Linked DNA regions of Homo sapiens: region 1 is linked to region 2. Evidence: chromatin loops called from intact Hi-C (ENCODE). Cell type or tissue: heart right ventricle. All regions are shown on one strand. Each heading gives the region's core, and the rest is flanking DNA. Links, peaks and the distances in the headings are about the cores only.

The links. Peaks named below come from ENCODE experiments on the same cell type or tissue, not always from the same donor. Only the 100,000 strongest peaks of a DNase experiment are listed, where the experiment ranks them.
Region 1: a loop joins it to region 2, with 2.2 times the contacts of the local background. A loop is called at or near these places in 6 of 110 quality-filtered maps.

Annotation. Positions count from the first base shown.
Region 1 is chr16:49,742,847-49,752,655 of GRCh38, reverse strand. All of the region lies in intron 2 of ZNF423 (zinc finger protein 423), which reads left to right. Among named protein-coding and RNA genes, the nearest start is that of ZNF423, 110 kb to the left of the region's middle. RefSeq lists enhancers at 5,867-6,367, 7,657-8,238. In heart right ventricle, for the core only: no CTCF peak of the experiment used is centred there; a DNase peak (open chromatin) is centred at 4,114; H3K27me3 peaks cover 2,141 bases.
Region 2 is chr16:49,648,378-49,658,186 of GRCh38, reverse strand. All of the region lies in intron 3 of ZNF423 (zinc finger protein 423), which reads left to right. Among named protein-coding and RNA genes, the nearest start is that of LINC02179, 190 kb to the right of the region's middle. RefSeq lists an enhancer at 8,965-9,809. In heart right ventricle, for the core only: no CTCF peak of the experiment used is centred there; a DNase peak (open chromatin) is centred at 5,565; H3K27ac peaks cover 1,954 bases.

The sequences.
Region 1 (9,809 bases), core at 665-8,664, 95 kb before region 2:
TTGTGCAGGTTTTTTCTCCTCCTGATCAGCCCGTGGGGTCTGTTCTGTGCTCTGTGACCTCCTGGAGCAAGCCTGCTTGCTCTATGGGCCACCCTCCTGTGGTCCCTAGACAGTCTCCCTGGCCTCCCTGGGCTCCCCTTTGAAAAGGACAGGAGGCTTGGAGAGATATCCAGGGCTAGAGTTCTCTGGTGATGTTGCTATGGTCAGAAAGGGGGACCAGCCTTGCTCCCCCAGACCCCTACTGGGTCAAATGGCTGGTGCTGTGGATGCCCAGGTGGTTATGCAAGGGTTTCTGTGGCTGGGACACCGTCAGGAAGGGATGTTGAAGACCCCAGGCCCAAGCCATGTGGGGTGGGGGAGGGCCACTGGTGTGCACCCCCTCTCCCAATTCCGGTGTGCAGTTCTTGCCTGGGGGCCATGGAAGCCAGGCGAGGCATCAGGCCACCTGTTTGCAATGCCTTCCTGGGCCACGTCACGGGCACAGTGGCCCGCATTCTTTGATTCCTGAGGTAGTGAATATCAGGCAGGGGGAAATGTGGCCACACAATTCTGCTTTCTTCTGCAGGAGCTGGATTTGGGGGTGAGCACTTTGATACGGGCCAGGAGAGCCTGGGGTGGGCACTAGGGGTCCTGAGATGAGCTGCTGCTCTGCATTTGCTCCCTCCTTGCTGTGGGGTTTTGGCCAAGACCTTGCCCTCCCTGGGCTGTGGGGGCCTCTTCACTGTCCTGCCTGGGTGGGAGTTTGAGTTCTGAACCACTGAACCTTAGCCTTGGAAGGAAGAAAAACAGACTGTGGCTCCAGTGCACCTCTGGGGCAGACAACACCAAGCTCCACTCTCTGTCATAGTTGCTGAGTTGGCAAGGCTGATCCCATCATTATTTTGGGGAGCAGAGCCCATGCATGGGTGGTACTGCTTCTTCCTCTCCCGACACTCAGAAGCCCAGCATGGGTTTGAAGATCATTTACTCTTTAATAAATCAGAAGACTAGTTCTGGCTGAGGTCATGATGGGATTTGAACCCAGGTCTGACCTTGCAGCCAGTGCCCAGGCCAAGGCACTTTGCATGGAGCTGGGTACATATTGCTAACTCAGAACTCTCATGTTAGAAATGTTTCCCAATAAGATTTGACCAATTTAGGCTGGGCACGGTGGCTCATGTGGGCTCCCATCTCTGCCTCCCAAAGTGCTAGGATTACAAGGTGGGAGGATTGCTTGTGGCCAGGAGTTGGAGACCAGCTTGGGCAACATAGTAAGACTTCATCTCTACAACAGATTTTTGAAAAAAACTAGCCAGGTGTGGTGGTGCTTGGGAGGCTGAGGTGGGAGGATCACTTGAGCCCAGGAGTTGGAGGCTGCAGTGAGCTGTGATAGCACCACTGCACTCCAGCCTGGGTAGCAGAATGAGACCCTGTCTCATACAACAACAACAAAAATAAAAGATTTGACCAAGCTGAGTTATTTTAAAGTACGGAGGCTGTCAAACAGTCTTGTATGTGACATGAGCACCTGCAGTCTATCTTCAGTCTGGAGTTCCCATGTGTGCCTTGAATGGAGTTGTGTGCACTGGACTCTGGGCCGCTTGAGGGGCTCTCCCAGCACCTTCTGATTTCAGGATTTGATGGCGTGTCCTGGGCCTTCCTCGGGCCTTTCGTCGCCGTCGGGCCTCTGTCTCTCAGCTCTGTGCTGTAGACACACTGGCCTCCGCTTGGTTCTTGGAGTGCACGATGCTCCATGCCTCAGGTTCCTTTGTGCTTGCTGCTCCCCATCACTGTCACCATCACCGTCTGGTTCCCTGCAGCTTGGCTCACGCTGCTTCCTCAGTGAGGCTCTCCCTCCCTCACCACTCTGGCTGGAGCTGGCGTCTTCCAGCCCCTGTCACGTCAATTATTTTATTTCCTTGGATGCGCTGATCACTCACAGCAATGATTTTATTTCTCTATTTATGCATCTTCTGTCTTTTTCCCCACTAGAGGGTAAACTCCCTGAGAGGATCTGTCCACCTCATTCCCGGTTTTGCTCTGGGACAGTCCCTGGCACGTTGCAGGGTCTCCGTGAGTGTTTTGTGAGTGCACAGATGGCCTTAAATGCCCCTGCGCCTCTCTTCTGGAGAGGAGCGTCTGGCTGACCCTGGGGGCTCTGGCCCTCCTCCCTGTGTCTGGCTGACACGTCTTCTGTGACTCAGTGCTGGCAGTTGGCAGAAAGAGAGGAAGGTACCTCCCAGAGGAGTCTGCTTCCCAGAAACACCCAGCCCACTTCCCCCACCTGGGATCCCCCAGGACAGAGGAATGCAGGGACTTCTTGGAAACCCCTGACTTGGCCCCTGGAGGGTGATGACTTGAAGCCCCATATTTAAATGTTAGTGACAAAACCCAGGAAGCCTCACAATTTTGTGCCTAGGAAGGGGTATTGGTGGAGGAGAAAGAGGAGAGGAAGCCGCCAACTGAGAATTCCCAGAGTAGGAATTTCCTAAACTTTTCCCCAGATCACTGGGTGCAAGGAAGCAGCCCCGATGTGACTCACCCCGAGCAGCAGCATGATAGGTGAGCTTGCACTTGCCTGCACAGGTGTGAGTGACAGCCAGAGATGGGCTGTTCGGCAAGGTATGGGCTGACGGCAGCCTTCCCTTCAAGGTCAGCCCCAACTCTCCACCACATGGCCCTTTCCATCTGCACGGATGGACTGGGATGTGGGGAGAGTGGATGGCAGCAATGCTGAAGCAGGTGGCCCCCTGAATTGCACCTCCAGAGACACATGCGTTCGCGGGAGGGAGAATCTCCTTAATGCAAAGACTCCCAGGGTGAACCCATTTGCAAAGCGAGGAAACCTTTTCTAAGATAGAAACCCCACCCCCACCCCTCCCCAATTCACTACTGGGGCCTGTTCACATTTAACTAGGAGTTGTGGACCCGTGTGATTTCCCTCCAGACGAAACTTTAAAGGCAGACTCTCAAAACGATCCCTGGAAGAGATGACCATGGCCCAGGGGCGAGTGGAACAAAGTGTAGAAAGGTTACAAATCAGCGTGTGGCGCAGGATCCCATTCGCACACGGCGATTGCTGCGCGTGTCCGTAAACGCAGGAGAGGATGTGCGGGATCGCGCTCATCAAAGTGGTCACAGCCCCAAGCTCTGGTAGTGAGATTTCAGGTGTTTTTTACTATTTTTCTTTATACTTTTCTGTATGGCTTGTATCTTTGACATCAGTCGCAGTTATCTTTGTAATCAGAAATAACAGTAAAGCATCGTTTTTTTCTGGGAAGGAAAGATACTCAGAAACACAGAAGCAGTTCTGGGGAGAAAGCCGGGTAAGACCACAGGCTGGCCGAATGCACGCCCTGCATCCCTGTCAAGGTCAGGACCTGGGATGCTTGTTGCAGTGTGGGCAGATTCCCCGGCATGGGCGTTTCTTGTGGGGGTGGGCTGGGTCCTTCCTGCACCCACTCCTGCTCCTGGCATAGCCCAGGGCTCCCAGGGGACCTCACTTCTGGGGCTTCTGTCTTTGGTGAGACTTGGTGCTGCTAGATACCCCTGTGGAGTGGTGCCTTGGCTTGAGAGGAGGTTACTCTCCTATGCTGTTTCGCCACCTTCCTCGTCTCTTTATTTAATGCCGTGGAGATGGGACCGTAGCCCCTGGACTCCATAGAAACCGCATTGTCCATGTGGAAAAGCTGCAGCCTGTGGTCACGCTGGTCTTTACCATGCGCTGGACTTCTCTGTTGACCTCTTTCTGCATGAGAGGGGTGCACACAGCGGGGCTCAGAACCTGGTATCCCGGGAAGCACCTCGATGCTCAGAAGAAGCTGGAACCCCTCTTCTACCACCCTCTAGCAGTGACCTTCCCCCTCGGGGCCTCAGTTTCCCTATCTGTAATAGTACCTCTGTCATAGGGCAGGGGGTCACAGGTGGGTACCCATCAAGATACTTTCCCATCCTCCCATCCCTGCACGGAAAAGGGGCTTCGCTGGAAAGATTTCCAGAAACTGTTTTGAACTCTGACCCTGGCCATGTCTTGCCTGTAGTAAGTGATCAGGTGATGTCACCCGGTGTGATTTCTTAGCAACCAGCTACTTTGGTCGGCCAGCTGGCAGATGTTCTCCTACGGAGAGAGTTGGAGTAATTTTTTCCGTTCGATGTGCACTCCTGGAAGGGGGCCAAGACGCGTTTTAGGCAGTACCTGGCTCCTCCTTGAATTAGGCCGTTTTCCATTCTCATCTCCCCGAAGGTGGTTTTCCAGCCTCAGCCATGACTCACAATCTCAGCATACCCACAGGAGGGTCAGAAAATTGGTGAGAAGTGATTTTCTTTTTAAACTCAGAGGTGGAAAATCTGCATTTACTGAAAAATGACTAACTTGGTGTTGTCCAGCAATGGGGCTTGTCCAAGAAGGTCTGCTTTATGGAATGATGTGCATGACTTTAATCACCTCAGTCTACCTTCATTCATCCATTCAACACGGGGTTATTGTGCACCTACTACGTGCCAGGCACTGTTCTAGGTGCTTCGGATTCCACAGTGAACAGATAGAAGTTCCTGCTCTGAGAGAACAATATACTTAGGTCTTATTTGTTTATTTATTTATAGAGACAAGGTCTCACTTATTGCCCAGGCTGGCCTTGGATTCCTGGGCTAAAGTGATCCTCCTGCCTCAGCCTCCCAAGTAGCTGGGACTACAAGTGACAGCCACTGTGCACCTCAGTACCATTTATTCAAGCTCATCCCCTAACCAGGGCTAGGCTCCTCCACACCGGAGGGAGGGAAGGAGCACAGGGCTGGGGCAATAGCCCTGGTTCTGCCACTAACTTGCCTTGTGCCCTGGGGACAATCTCTTGCGTCACAGATTCTGAGAAAGCGCTGGATTGGATTGGCTGTCTTCTTCAGTGCCTTCTCCATCTAAAATTCTGTGCTTCCCTGTGGTTCTCCAATTTATTCACTGTTCTTTTAAAAACTTTTATGATCTAAAAATTTTCAGTGGCTCAGCAATGGTGTTTTTTTTTTTTTTAAATGAAATATCTCAGATAAACAGAAGAGAATAACGACTGTCCAGGATATACCTTTCAGCTTAAGGAATCGTTCACCCAGCTGAGTGCCAGAGTGCCCTACTCTTCCTGCCCCGTTAGGGCTTGGCATTCATCACTTCCCTGTATGCCTTGCTTCTGGAGATATGTGATATTTAATTATAGATGATATCAATTCTTCATTTCCCTGTATGTCTTGTTTCTGGAAATACATATAAATGGTATTTAAATACTACTGATATACATGTTTTAAAACAATATAGATACCATATTTTACCATATAGATAGTTTATCTTTAGCAACTTGCTTTTTTTTTCCCTCTCTCAACATTATGTTTGGAAGATTAATCCGTGTTGATACATGTAGCTGTTTCATTAATTTTAATTGCTGCATGGTGTCCACTCTGTAAATGTACCACAATCTATCTATCGATCTGCTGTTCATGGAGATGTAGATGCTAATTTTTTTTGGCTATTACAAATCATCCTGCAGCAGATACTCTCACGGCGGACTTTCACAAACAGGAGTTTTCTAGGATATAAGCTTCTGTGGGCAGTGACTGAGTCGAAGGGCATGGCTCAAACTCTTTCCCCCGATCTCTGTCTGCCCGCTCTGCTCTCCCCACTTTAAGTACCTTCTTTCCCGGTGGTTCTAGCATATCTCCGGATTGTGTCTTAGTGTCCCCACTTGGGTCATGGGCCGAGCTCGGAGGTCAGGGAAAGGTCAGGATGCTACGGCTAGGGGTGCCACAACTGCTGAGCACTGCTGGGCACCGTGAGGTGCTGCTTCGGGTAGATGGGCTCCAGCTGTTAGGAGGAAGTAGTTCTTTTGCTTCTTGCCCTGAGCTGTCTTAGAAAGCGCCCAGTCTTGGCTGGGCGTGGTGGTTCACGCCTGTAACCGCAGCACTTTGGGAGGTCGAAGTGGGTGGTTCACCTGAGGTCAGGAGTTCCAGACCTGCCTGGCCAGCTAACCCCATTTCTACTAAAAATGCAAAAATTAGCCAGGTGTGGTGGTGGGTGCCTGTAGTCCCAGCAACTCAGGATGCTGAGGCGGGAGAATCTCTTGAACTCAGGAGGCGGAGGTTGCAGTGAGCCGAGATTGTGCCACTGCTCTCCAGCCAGGGTGACAGAGCAAGATTCTGTCTCAAAAAAAGAGAAAGTACCCTGTCTTTTTGGCAATAGCAGTAGGTGAGCAGATGAAAGAAGCCTGGGTTTGTGCTTCACTGTGATTGATAAGGGCAACCCCAGGCTATGACCTTTAGCTTGTCCTCTTTTGAGGTGGGGAAGCTGAGGCTCGATGAGTCCAAGCAGATCTGAGATATCTGTGAGACCCGCTCTCACAGGAAGCTGCTCTGCTCTTTGTCCCACATTTTCTTCCCGCACCCAGTGGCCAGGTGATTCCTTTAACGGTGCAGGAAATTAATCCTGCACTTTTATAGGTGGGGAAACAGAGCCTGGAACAGCAGGGGCCAACATTGCATTCCACTCACAGAATGCCCTCCACACAGAGTTGATGTAGGATGTTGTTACAGGTGGGGAAACTGAGGCTCGGGGAGAGGAAGTGACTGGCCTGAGGTCATGCCAAGAGTTAGGGACAAAGCTCAGATGAAATTACGTACTTCCTCAGATCCCCCTGCACCTGTCCTCATTTTAGGGTATTTCTCTGCCCTGAGTAAGCTGGTGTTGGGGCGCAGATCCCAGTTGGACCTTCTGTGGGGTGAGGGGATAGTTCACTGGGTCCCAGTCCCCTCAGCTCCATCCCCGTGGGCTCCCCATAGAGAGTCCTTTCCTGCCTTTGATGCAAATTCTTGCACTTTCCTGATAATATTCTGGGCTCTTCTTAACACGAGGGGGTCAGCGGCAAGGCATCTCGGCAATTTATAATTCTTGAAAATTCTGTTTGGTGACACGAGTTAGCATTTAATAGACACCCTGCCACCTCCTCTCTCCCTATTGTGACAAGCTCCTGGCAGAATCCTTTTGAGACTAAGGGTAATTGCACCACGCTGCGAACGGGAAGACCACGTCGCGCTCGAGTGCGCCTCAAAAATGTCTTCACAATAGACAGTCAGGTACGAGTTTGCTGGGCTTCAAGGTAATGATTTAAACTTAATTTGACCCTTGATGAGGGAGCCCATGTTTCTGATCAGATGCAGTCTTTAAGTTTGGGCTTGCCTGCCATGCCTTCAATAGTAGCACAAATAATTCCTTCATAACAAGTGCCTTTCAGAGGATGTCTGCTGCTGACAGCTAATATAGAATTATTGCCCCTGAATGCATTTCTGTAATTACTTCCCAGAGATCTGTCTTTGTGTTAGAAGACATTTCGCACTTTAGTAACATAAGTGTTTTGGGAGAGCACGAGCAATAATTATGAGCAGTCTTTCTGTGAAAATAAACCTAAAAAAATTATAAAAGCTAATGGTAAAATTGGTTAGAGCCAGGGAGGAATTTCATCTGAATTTGATTCATGTATATTTATTCTGAGTATAATAACCTTTCCTGCATGGAAACTTTTTTTTTTAAACAAAAGCAATAATGATACAAAGAGCCCGCTTTCTAATTTTTGAGCCAGACCGAAACTGAAAACTGATTAAAAGTGACAAGTTACTCAAGAATGAAGAAAGAAGCCTGATCGTGGAGCTCTGATAGGAGACATTTGCGGTAATGGAAAATGAAATGATTCACAGTGTGATCAATAAAAAATTAGCAGCATTTAATAAAAGGTTTCTGCTTCATGTTGACTAAAGAACATCGCCAGCAGTTTGAAATCCGAGTTAAGTGATGGTTTGAGGAGGAGCCTGGGGGTGGTGAGTGGGGTGTGGGGTGTGCGTGTGCATGTAGATCACACTGATATTGGCCATCAGGCAGAGGCAGCCAGGTCCCTGGGGTGGGTCTGGAAGTTTCCTTGGTGCGGTTCACTTGACCTTTGGCCTGTGGCTAATCCCCCCATGTCTCTGCATCTCTTTGCCTAGGAATGTGAATCCAGGGGTCCTAGGCTGCCAAACAGGCCTTGCTGTCACTGGCTGGGGGGTCTGAGTGCAGTCCCCATCAAAACCCTGACCCCGAGCTGGGTACACCCCAACCCCGAGCTGGGGACACCCTGGCTGGCCACATGTGTGCTGAGCGTGGGGACACCCCGCCTGGCCTCGTGTGTGCTGGGCCTGGGGACACCCCACCTGGCCATGTGTGTGCTCGGCCTGGGGACACTCCACCTGGCCACGTGTGTGCTCAGCCTGGGGACACCCCGCCTGGCCATGTGTGTGCTCGGCCTGGGGACAGCCTGCCTGGCCACATGTGTGCTGAGCATGGGGACACCCTGCCTGGCTGTGTGTGTGCTGAGGCTTCTCGGACCTCTGTGGCAGACGTGTCATGCTGCCCAGGCCATTGGCTTTGTTCTGTGCCTTGCTTCCAGAATCCAGGTTTCTGGAGACATCAGAGAATGTCTTACAGCCCACTTGTGGGGCTCCAAACACCCTCTTGGGGACTGACGGGAAGTCGGCAGAAAGCCGGCAGACCTGAGCAAGTGGATGAGGGTAAGCGGTGGGGAGACCCCTGGGGTCTCCTGGAGGAGCCAGCTGCTTGCATGGATCCTTGGAGGTGGGCTGAGGCTGCCACCCTCCTCCAGTGAGTGGGTGCCTAGATGGGGGTTTACTGGGAGCGGCTCCTTGGAATCTGAGTGTACTCCTCCTGGGGTGGGATAGCACGGGAAAGCCACTCCACGAGTCCTGCTCCCTTTTCTCCAGGCGCCACTTCCGTATTCCCTGGAACGTGGCTGCGCACCAGGCTGTCTCCATGCCTGGCAACTGGTTAATTTTTAAAGGCTTTTTGTGGAGCCTCTGCACTGCGACTGGAGGGAGAGGGGGCTCCCCTGGCCCTCCAGGCCCACCTGGAGGCTCGTTGGTAGGAGGATCATTGGTGGGAAGGGAGCTGCTGGCTTTTGGGTTATAATAGAGGCCCTAGAGCCGGGTCTGGGGAGTCCCTTGAGCCCCCTGTGTCCCGGGGCAGCAGGCAGGACCAGGGGCCTGCTTCGGGCTTCATTCCTGTTGTCCCATCCCTCCCTGGAAATACAGACCTGTGGCTGGATCTTTAAATGTCAGAGTGGGAAGGGCCCTTCCAGACAGCTTCTTCAACACATCCTTATTAATCACCTGCTGTGTACCAGGCCCTATGCTGGGTGCTGAGAGGTGGAGAAGGGGGAAGCAGAGTGAACAAAACTGATGCGGACTTGCCTGCCTGGAGCTTGCATGCCCAGGAGACCTTCGCACATCCAGCAAATAAAATCATGAGGACTGCTATGATAAGTGGAGAAGGAGAGGTGCCCAGCGAGCTCCCAGAGCTCACAGGGGAGGCCTGACCCTGTGGGGGTGCAGATTCACTGAGCTGAGACCTGAACGGTGAGGAGGAGTTGGGCAGGTGAACTTTTACACACTTTCTATTTTGACAGTGAGGCTCTTTCTGCAAAGTGCTGCTGCGGGACCCTGGCGTGGAAGGCGGGCGGCAGCGGGGCTCCCTGGGTGTGGAGGTGTTGTCTTAGAGTTCTGTCCTCAGGCCTGCCCCTGGCACAGTGTTGAGCTGCTAAGGTGCATGGTTTTTAAAATTGCTTCTCTGTGGTCCATGCCTTAATTTACAGATGGGGCAGCTGAGGCCCAGAGAGGGCACACCTTGCCCGGAATGCACAGCGATGATGCCTGGCCCCTGGGCTCTGGGCTCTCCATTCACACCGCCTCTGTTTATCCTTGGCTCTGAGCCAAACTCCATTAGCCTGGCCACTGGTTCTGGTTTTAGGGGTACA
Region 2 (9,809 bases), core at 724-8,723:
GCAGTATGGGCCAGGGCAGCAGGACTTGCGCCACATCTAGGGCTGCCCAGCCCAGTTTCTGGTGGTTCATGCATGTTTAACCCAATTACATCTTTATTTTAATGGGCATTACAAAAACATCATACTCATGATTTCATCAATATCATGATTTAGGATTACACTTGGGTACCTGACATTGTTAGTCCTGAGGTCGTTGAAAGGACAAGGTTGAGTAATAGTATAGGACACAGACCCTGACGGTGGCCTCTCAGTGACTTGAGCATGGCAAATCCTGGCAGGTGCAGATTAGGGGCTGTGGAGGAGGCTATGCAGGCTGAAAGACATGGCTTCCAAGTCTGACACCACCATCTGTGGCAGTTGTACCTTAGTCAGTGTTGCAGGGAGGACCCCTGAACACAGAGCCTGAAGCAAGGACTTAGTGCACATATGTGGCGAGGAGGCACTCCCAGGAAGTAGGACGGAGGAGACAGGGCCAGGGAAAGGCCGATTTTGGGGTGCAGTGTTGAGCCTGCTGCTGTAGACCACTGGGCTTGAAACTGCCAAAACCTTCGTGTCTGCAGGGTGCCCCAGGAATGGTCTTCAGAGGAGCCCACTGGCTCCAGGCCCTTTTAGGTGAAGGTTGCCCCTGGGGGCATCACCTCCCCTCCCTTTGGGGTCAGACTTGAGACAGGCAGACACCTGGAGGTGGGGCCTCAGGCTCTTTTACTCAGACTGTCCCTGCAGCTGCTGAATTCCCAGGGGGCCACTGGCCATGATGCACACATCAGGTCCCTGAGTTCCTCTGTCCCTCAGCGTTCCCTTCCATAAAATTGGACCAAGCTCATGACTGTCTCCTGGAGCTGCTGGAGGGCACCTGGCACATGGCTGGAGACAGGGAGTGTTTTTGGGGAGTTTCTCCATCCTCCAGATACTTGGGGTGGGACCCTGGGGCTAGGTCCTGGATGGGATTTGACTGAGAAGCAGGGGATCTGTGATTTGAGGTCACACAGTGTGTGCCGCTTGTCTGTGGAAGTCTCCAGCCAAAGGAGCGTGTCACCCTGAGAGGTGTCCAGGCTGAGAATACGGACCCAATCCAGACATCCTGTCAGGCTGGGCTCCACGGGAGGCCACCTCCTTGGCAGAATGCTTGTGCCCCTGAACGGGTGTCACTCCCTCTCTTTCCCTGGGACATGGTGGTTCATAAACTCATATCCCGCGGTGGTTAGGAACACAGCCTCTGAGGTCAGGGAATCCATGTTCAAAGCCCTGCTAGGCCATCTCCACCTGTAAGGCCCTGAGCCTGTCAATTAACCTTTATAAGCCTCAGTTTTCTCATCTATAAAATGGGGCTGGTAATAGGAACACATCAGATTGCTGTGAATATTAAAATGAGACAACTCATTTTTTTTCTTGGAGACAAAAAATAAAATGAGACAACACGTGACATGGATCAAACACCCAAGAAATATGTGGCACTTAATAAACATCATTGATTAGACCTATACGTACATATGCAATGTATGATATAGAATACAAAGTATAATCTATTAATTATTCTTCAGTGTCGCCAGTTGGTCTAAGCTCAGAGTTCTAGCTTGGAGGCATTATGGGGTTTTCTCTGATACTGGCTTTTGGGAAAATTATAAGATGAACTTGGTCATCCATTTACCCACTTGCCTTTTTTTTTCTTTTTTTTTTAAGACAGAGTCTTGCTCTGTCATCCAGGCTGGATGCAGTGGTACAGTCTTGGCTCACTGCAACCTCTGCCCCCTGGGTTCAAGCAATCCTCTTGCCTTAGCCTCCCGAGTAATTGGGGTTACAGGCGTGCACCACCACACCTGGCTAATTTTTATAATTTTAGTAGAGACGGGGTTTCACCATGTTGGCCAGGCTGGTCTTGAACTCCTGACCTCAGGTGATCCACCCGCCTCAGCCTCCCAAAGTGTGTGGGATTACAGGCACGAGCCACTGCACCTGGCCTCCGCTTGCCCATTCTTTATTCGCATTGAGAGCTTCCTCTGTCTGCATCTCTGGTAAGAAAGTCACATAAACCAGCTGCATTCAGTCCTCCGTCTCACCTACACTGCCCCAACGTGGGGCACCACTGTCAGAAGGATTTGCAGTGTAGATGGGATGGAGGACTGGAAGTCAGAAGACCTTTGACTCGGGTCCCTAGGTAGCCAGGGTGGGGGTGGGAGGAGAGAGGGAGGTGGGACAGACACTTGGAGAGTTGGAGACTTGCCCTGGACCCGATGAACAAAACCCCACTGGAGTTACCTCGTGCACCCACTTAGCATTCAGTGCTTCAATTGTATGTGCTCTGCAAGGGAATGACTGCGTGGGTTTGTGGAAGAAAAATAATTCAGTGGTGTGGGTTCAGGGGCGAAGTGACCGTGAGATGGATGCTGTTCTGGGCTTTCGGCTTCCACACTCCCCTCCTGTGGGAGCAGACACCTGTTCAGCATGTTGAGGTCCATGGTGTGTATTTGGGAACACCTTGGCTCTTTCACACAGAGGACATGGCAATTTATTCCAAAAGTGGAGGAAAAGCTGGCTGGGTTGGACTCACTGAAAGGTGGTGCGCCCATCCCCCTCAGTGCCCCAGCAGGGATCCTTGTGAGGGGAGTTGATACTTCTGCTGTCCACAGTGACTTGAGTGTTCAGCCCCCACGTGGAAGGGGACCCCATGCTGATTGTGCAGGGGTTTTCTCCTGCAGGGGCACCTGATCTTGGCTGTTGAGAGCCCTGGGTCGTTGGGGTCACTGATCACTGTTTTCCTTGAAATGGGTTCTGCTTATAGGCTAGTGATTGTTTAACTCTCAGTCATTCGCAGACCTGGAGTTATGGGAGGTCTAGAAAGAGCCCTGGGCTGGGGAGTCCAGATCCCACTTACTCATGAGCTAGTGTTTCAGATAGTGTTGGTGGTTGCCAGGGCCTGTGGAATGGAGTTCTTGGCTCCTTGGCTTGGTATTTAAGGTCTTGACGATGGGCTCTCATTGCACCTTCTAAGCTGCTTCTCCCACTGATACCCAAGCTTCAGCCATGGCTCCCGCCATTGCTTCTCCCAGGAGGCCTTCTCCTCCCATCTCTCTGTATCTGGAGGTCCCAGGCTTTAGTCATTTGCATATCTCTACTGTGATTCTTGCAACATTTGAGTATCACTGATGCTATGATTCACCTAGTATTTGTCTTTGCTGGCTCTTTTGTGGTTAAATTAATTAATTTACTTAATTCTGCAAATGGAAAACCAGTATCATTTACTGTAAGATGACAGTAACCTTAAAAGTAAATAAAAAACAAAACCGAAGAAAATTCCATGCTCACACTATTCCAGACATGAGCTGCTGTGTTCTGGAAATGCTAAGCGTGGACTCTGCCCTCTCTTTTGCTGAAATGCTGGAGAGGAGTTAGAGACAGCCTTTCTCCCTGGCCTAATCTGAAGGCTGACAACAGAATGGAAAGGGCGCTAACTTTCTCATTTGTGCATCAGGGTTATTTAAGACCATCTTGGCTGCGCCCTAAAATGATCACGGGTCCTACCAATGGGAGGTAGCCCATGTTTGGAAGAACACAGATCAGTGGAGCTCCTACTCCTTCTTCAAAGCCCAATTTGAGTGCTCCTGCCTCCCATGATGGCACCTCATCTGTGCATTTCCATTCCCAGCCCTCCCGGGCTTGGAGCTTCTGGCACCCAGTGGCCTTGGCTAAGGGAAAGCTCCCTACAACCCTGCAGGGACAGCATGAGCTCCTTGTCCATGCCCCTGCCTGGGGCCTGTGCTCTACGCCCCCCAGGACGTATTGGACTGCCATCTTCTGTAGGCCCAGATGAACACCAGGAAAGGAGGAAATGAGGACCTACTCTTAGCCATGCAGGAGACCACCCTTCCCACCACCACCTGTGAGATGCTTGGGGAGGTGGGCAGAGCTGGCCCCCAAGTCATGGGTTGGGCTTTCGGGGGCAGTGACCACCATGGCCTGAATGAAGGCTCAGGAGCTGGAGCAGGTGAGGCATGCTCGGTATACATCTTTGATGACAGTGGGTGGTCTTGATGGCTTTCTGGAGATCTATGGAGTCATTCCAAGCTCCTTCTACTTAATTGCTGTGGAAGTCAGGGCCCTCGCCCTCTCTATGTCTCAGATGTCTGATCTGTAAGATGGGGGTTAATGGTGGTAGTGGTCACCACATAGGATGCAGGTGAGAGTTTAACAAAATGGAGCTTACGAAGAGCTTGGCACTGTGTCTGGCCACAGAAAGGGCTCTGCAGAGGCTACCAGTCTGAAGTTCAAAAAGTGGTTCACTATGACAATGCCCCAGACCTAGAAAGATGCAGGAGACACAGGGACACCCCAACCACTCAAATATAAACAGGTAGTGCCCTGAAGTCAGGGAGGATGACAGAGGCAGTCAGGGAAGGCTTCCGGGAGGCAGTGTCTTGAAGGATGGGCATGTGTTAGCCAGGATAGAGTAGGTTTGGCATGCCACAGTGGCAGTACAAGCCTCCAAAAGTGTTGTCCATCTCCCTCCCTGCAAAGGAGAGAGAGCATCTGCTTCCCTCTAAGCCATCAGATGGGGATGCAGCTCTGCACCCCACCCACCCCTTTCCCTGGAGGTGGCAAAGGGGATGACTGAACACTTCTCAGAGGCTCCTGAGCATGTCCAGACCTTAGCTGTAACTTCTGCAGCTAAAATGTGTGGATGGGAAAAATGCTATCCAAACATGCCTAATCCCAATCAGAGGATTATTTTCTTACAGAAAAGCTTCACCTATACTTAATAGTTTTAAATTGTTCCGGGTACCAATTAGACTTTTAATTTTGCTGTTCCCTCCGGCGGCTGGAGGATGTGTGTGGTTTGCGTTTAATCAGAGTTGAATTCTTTTTTTTTTTTTTTTTTTTGGTGGTTCTTGGGGAGGGAAGGAGATGAGGCGCCTGTTCAGGGTTTCCTTCAGGTCCTCCCAAGACTTGTGTAGTGGGTAGAGGTGCTGGGCAGCTCTGAGTTAGGGGTTCTCTGTCTGGGCAGCAGGGGACGCCTCCAGAGTGGGGACCCCAAGTCCCCTCCCACCCGCCTGAGGTTTTGCCGCTGCAGCCCTGCCTGGAGAATCCAATGCCGCGTTAAATATGTGGATTATCCAAAAATTTCTGCAGCAATAGGGTGAGTTATTATTGATTCACAGAGCACGACAAAACATCACTGCATGAATTAGCAAACAGCTGTTTCTAATTTGAGTTTAGAACGGTACACAGAGGAACTTGTTTCTCTGTTCACTCCTTTCATTTATAATGAATTTTAATCACTGCTACAGGTGAGAAAAATGTAGAAACAAGCTTGTATCTTGTGGAAGAAACAAAGGAGAGGCAGATGCTAACAGATTTCCAGTCTGTGATAAAAGGGATGTTTTGGTACACTTTACATGTAATTAGAGCGCAGCTGTTTCCAGTCCCAGGTCCACGAACACGGCCGAATGTGGGCTCTGCCGATCTCCAAAGGGAGTCAAGAAAAACAGTGATTCAACCCCGAAAGCATTTTGCTTTCACTCGAGTGGAGCAGAGCGCCCTTTGCTCAGGCCCTTGGCGGTGTTGCTTCATGAAGCTCACGGAGATGACTTCACAAGGCGCCAACTCCTTGTGAAGAGGCGGGCAGGCGATGTCAGGGTGCGCAGGAGGTCCACGCCAGGAGGCTGGCAGGAGAACCTTCCGGAGCTCCTGAGCTCCTCGTGCCCCTGGGGAGTCCCTTGTAGGGGCAGACTTGGGGGGCTCTTCCTTGCTGGCAGGAGTTGATCACTAGGCTCCTCTTTAGCAAGTTTGATCACAGCCAGCTCTCGGGTGAGCTGATGAGCACTGGCTTTTTTTTTTTCCCCTTTCCTAGTCTGTTTAATTTCTGCAATAAAACTCGAGCTCAATTGCATTTTCAATATCAGTGCTAAGTAAATTTGTCTAAGGGATGGAGCTGCCTGGCAGGCTGTGTGTTCTGCGAGGTCAGAGGCTTCAAGGGGAAAGGTGGACGCGTCCTTGCCCTGCATGTCCAGCAGCCATGTGGGGGCGGGGGAGGGAGTGTTCTGGGAGTCTGAGCCTCATCCCCCACCCCCTCCACCATGAGCTGAGGGACCCACATCCAAGCCATGGATGGCTCCCAGTACCTTAGATTCTCTGTTTGTGTAATGAGAGCGTTGGGCTCCATCTGTATAATGAGGGGTCTTGAAGCTCCTTTCAGGGCTGATGTCCTGGGATTGTAAATGGCAGGGGCCCTCTGAGAATTTTGGCAGGTTGAGTTTGCTTTGTTTGAAAACCATCTTGTGCACGGGTAACTGTAGGTTTAGCTTAGACCCTGTTGGTTATCAATCAGGGCTCAGGGAGGTGACACTGTGTCTTGTGTCCCCTCAAACCATTCCAGCCATTGCCAGCCTCTCCTTGTCCTGTGACCACCTTATGGTGATTTGGGAGCCAGTAGCCAGTGACTATTTTAGGCATTATAGAACATTTGTCATATATAACGCCTTACAGATATTCACTGATTTCATCTTTAAAACAACTCTATAGTTGGGTCTATAAATAGTCATCCCCATTTTACAGATGTGAAAACTGAGACAGGTTTCTCCATCTGTAAAATTGAGCAAGGGTCATTCACTTGGCTAAGGTCACACACATAGTAAGTGGGGGAGCTGGGAGTCTAAGCCCTGCTGCCGGCTCTCAGCCACCAGGCAAACACAGATGTCTCCAAGGCCCGGGACACCCCCTAATGGTGAGGGAAGTCCTGGGGTGCTGGGCATGCAGGGGGGTGGGGGTCCCTCCTCCAAGAAGCCCCAGCTGAGCTCCATCTTCCACATGCCAGATGCAGAGTCTGTGCTCCCAGGCCTTCTTCTCCTTCAAGAAAAACCGTAAGTGGGCCAGGCGTGGTGGCTTATGACTGTAATCCCAGTGCTTTGGGAGGCTGAGGCAGGAGGATCCCTTGAGGCCAGGAGTTTGAGACCAGCCTGTGCAACATAGAGAGACCCTGTCTCTACAAAAAAAAAAAAATTAAAATTAGCCAGGCATGGTGGCACGCACCTGTGGTCCCAGCTACTTGGGAAGCTGAGGCAGGAGGATCGCTTGAGCCCAGGAGGTTGAGTCTGCAGTGAGCCATGATTGCATCACTGCACTACAGCCTAGGTGACAGAGGGAGACCCTGTCTCTAAGAAAAAAGAAAAAAAAAAAGCCAAAAGTGACTGTGAATTAAGGAACAACAACAACAAAAAGTTGGGAATTCTTGATTTGTAAATGTTGGCATTTTCACAAAATCACTAATACTGATAACTGGGTGGCCCCCAGACTGTCCAGTGGGAGGACAGCCATGATGACCTATGACCCATTGCTCAGGGCATCATTTCTCCCAGTCCAGCTGGCTAAGAGCCCTGGGTTGGAAGTTCAGGCCTAGCTCTTCCAGTCACTTTGTGATGTCAGGATGTGACCTAACCTCTCTGTTCTTTTTCCTCATTACTGGGGTGACCACACAACTTACTGTGTAAGCTCAGCTGTTTATGAGGGTGAGAGGGATTCACTAACTGAATGGGATGCTGGGTTCCATCCCAGGATGCCTGGGTGTGTGGCCCCCCACTTACTCGTAATATGGGGATAATAACAATAACAAAACCACCATGACCACCACCACTGCACAGAGTTGCTCCAGATGTCAAATGGATAATGGGTGTGAGGTGCTGCGCAAAATGTTAAATGCCCTGTAGATTATGGGATTTACGATGAATGATAATAGTGTCAGTTACATTAGGAACCCCTTTATCTTATTTAGCCAATGTTCATCCAATGTTTAGCAGTATGTAAACATTAACCACTTTGTAAGGTAGTTACTTTTAGTTTCCCCAGGACATGGGCACTCAGAGAGGGGCAGTAATTTTCCCATGGTCTCACAGCTAATGATGGCTGAGCAAGCCAGTGCACACTCTTACTCATGGCTCTGCTGTCCCTCAGGGCTGACGTCTCCCTGCAATTGACTGAGTTTCTTCAAGCTTAGCAGCCTAAGCTAAGTTTTGAGTCCCTGGAAGTTTTGTTAAGGGCCTTGGTGGCAGCTGTTCACTGTCACATGGCATTTCAGCAGCCCCCAGAGCTGGCTGGAGAAGGGCAGGCCTGGTCAGTCTCTGTCTTTGAGATGTCCAGTGACCTCTGAGTCTTTTTTCTCCCAAACCGAAGGAATGATCCCTACTTTTCCTTGCTTATACTTTGGGGATGATGAGATCCCATTCGTAAGAAACTCTCAGCTCCCTGGAGGAGGAATGAGTGAATAGGTGCTGCTATTATTTTTGCTAATAGCATAATTCTAACTCGAGATTTCAGGAAGAGCCATGTCAGCTTCTGGTCACCTTTGTGGAGCTCCTTGGCTTACCTCTGAGGAAAGAACCTCCAATAGCCTCATCCCTTTCCTTTCCCAGGGTGGACTTTTGATGTCCCAGGGGTCAAACTTAATCCTTTACACTTCTCCTGTCAGATATCTAGGTGCAGTACTGATGTTACAATTGAAGGGATTCTCTCTCTCTCTCTCTCTCTCCCTGTGTGTGTGTGTGTGTGTGTGTGTGTGTGTACTTCAAAGCAGTAAAGGGTTTCTTTAGTGTTTAATGTTTAAACAGTAATTAATTGACACGGAGATTGGACAGATAAGAGCATAGAAACCTAAGAATGCTGGGTACCTCTACACCCTTTGGAAAACTGGATATTTAGAGCAGGCATCCTAAATATGTGCTGAATTAAAAAACCACCCGAACTAGGAGATAGTAGAGAGCTGGGATACCTACCACCTGAGACTTACTCTGTACCCAGGGCAGGCACAGACATCATTAAGTGATAACAGACTGTAAGAGCTACAAAGCCTCTTAGAGACCTGTTCGTCGGATTCTCTCTATCAAGAGATGGGGAAATGAAAGCACAAAGAGGGGATATGCTTGCCCATGGTTACACAGTTCTGGAATCTGAACCTGGTCCAGTAGTGATCTCATCCACTATGGCTCATGGCTCCACCCTCTGGGCTTGAGGTTCTGCCCGCTTAGTCATCCCTTTTTTCCCCATGAAAGGTAGCATGTACTTTCATCTGAGTAGTTTTATTAACCTGTTTCCTGCTTGTGAAGTTTTGGGTGTCCAACAGACTTCTTTCATCCTGTACTCTCTCTGTCCTTTTTGGTTTAAGCTGGCAGTGTTTCTGTCAGTATAAACTTTTCAAGAACCTTGTGAGTCTCCTGTGTATGTCATGGGTATTTTCTCCATTATTCAAGATGGTCCTCTACAGATATTTCCTGGATAATCCCTTCTCTACTTTTGTCTTTTGCTGAGATTGCTCCAGAGCAATACCCCCAAATTTCCTAGATGCTCTCTAATTTGATCTAGGAGATCTGTGAGTCACACCCTTAATCTCACCAAAGAGCCTTTGTTGTGACTGAATACTCAATACTCTGGCATTTTGATTTTCCTGAGATATTAGCAATATGTGCAGTCCTACCTTCAGCTTTTTCTCCGGAGCATGCTTTCTTGTAAGTAAATCTCTTAGAGTTTTTTTTTTCTTTTTTCTTTTTTTTTTGAGATGGAGTCTTGCTCTGTCACCCAGGCTGGAGTGCAGTGGCATGATCTTGGCTCACCACAACCTCCACCTTCTGGGTTCAAGCGATTCTCCTGCCTCAGCCTCCTGAATAGCTGGGAGTACCTGGAATTACAGGCATGTGCCACCATGCCCAGCTAATTTTTGTATTTTTAGTAGAGACGGGGTTTCTCCATGTTGGTCAGGCTGGTCTCGAACTCCCGACCTCAGGTGATCCGCCTGCCTCAGCCTCCCAAAGTGCTGGGATTACAGGCGT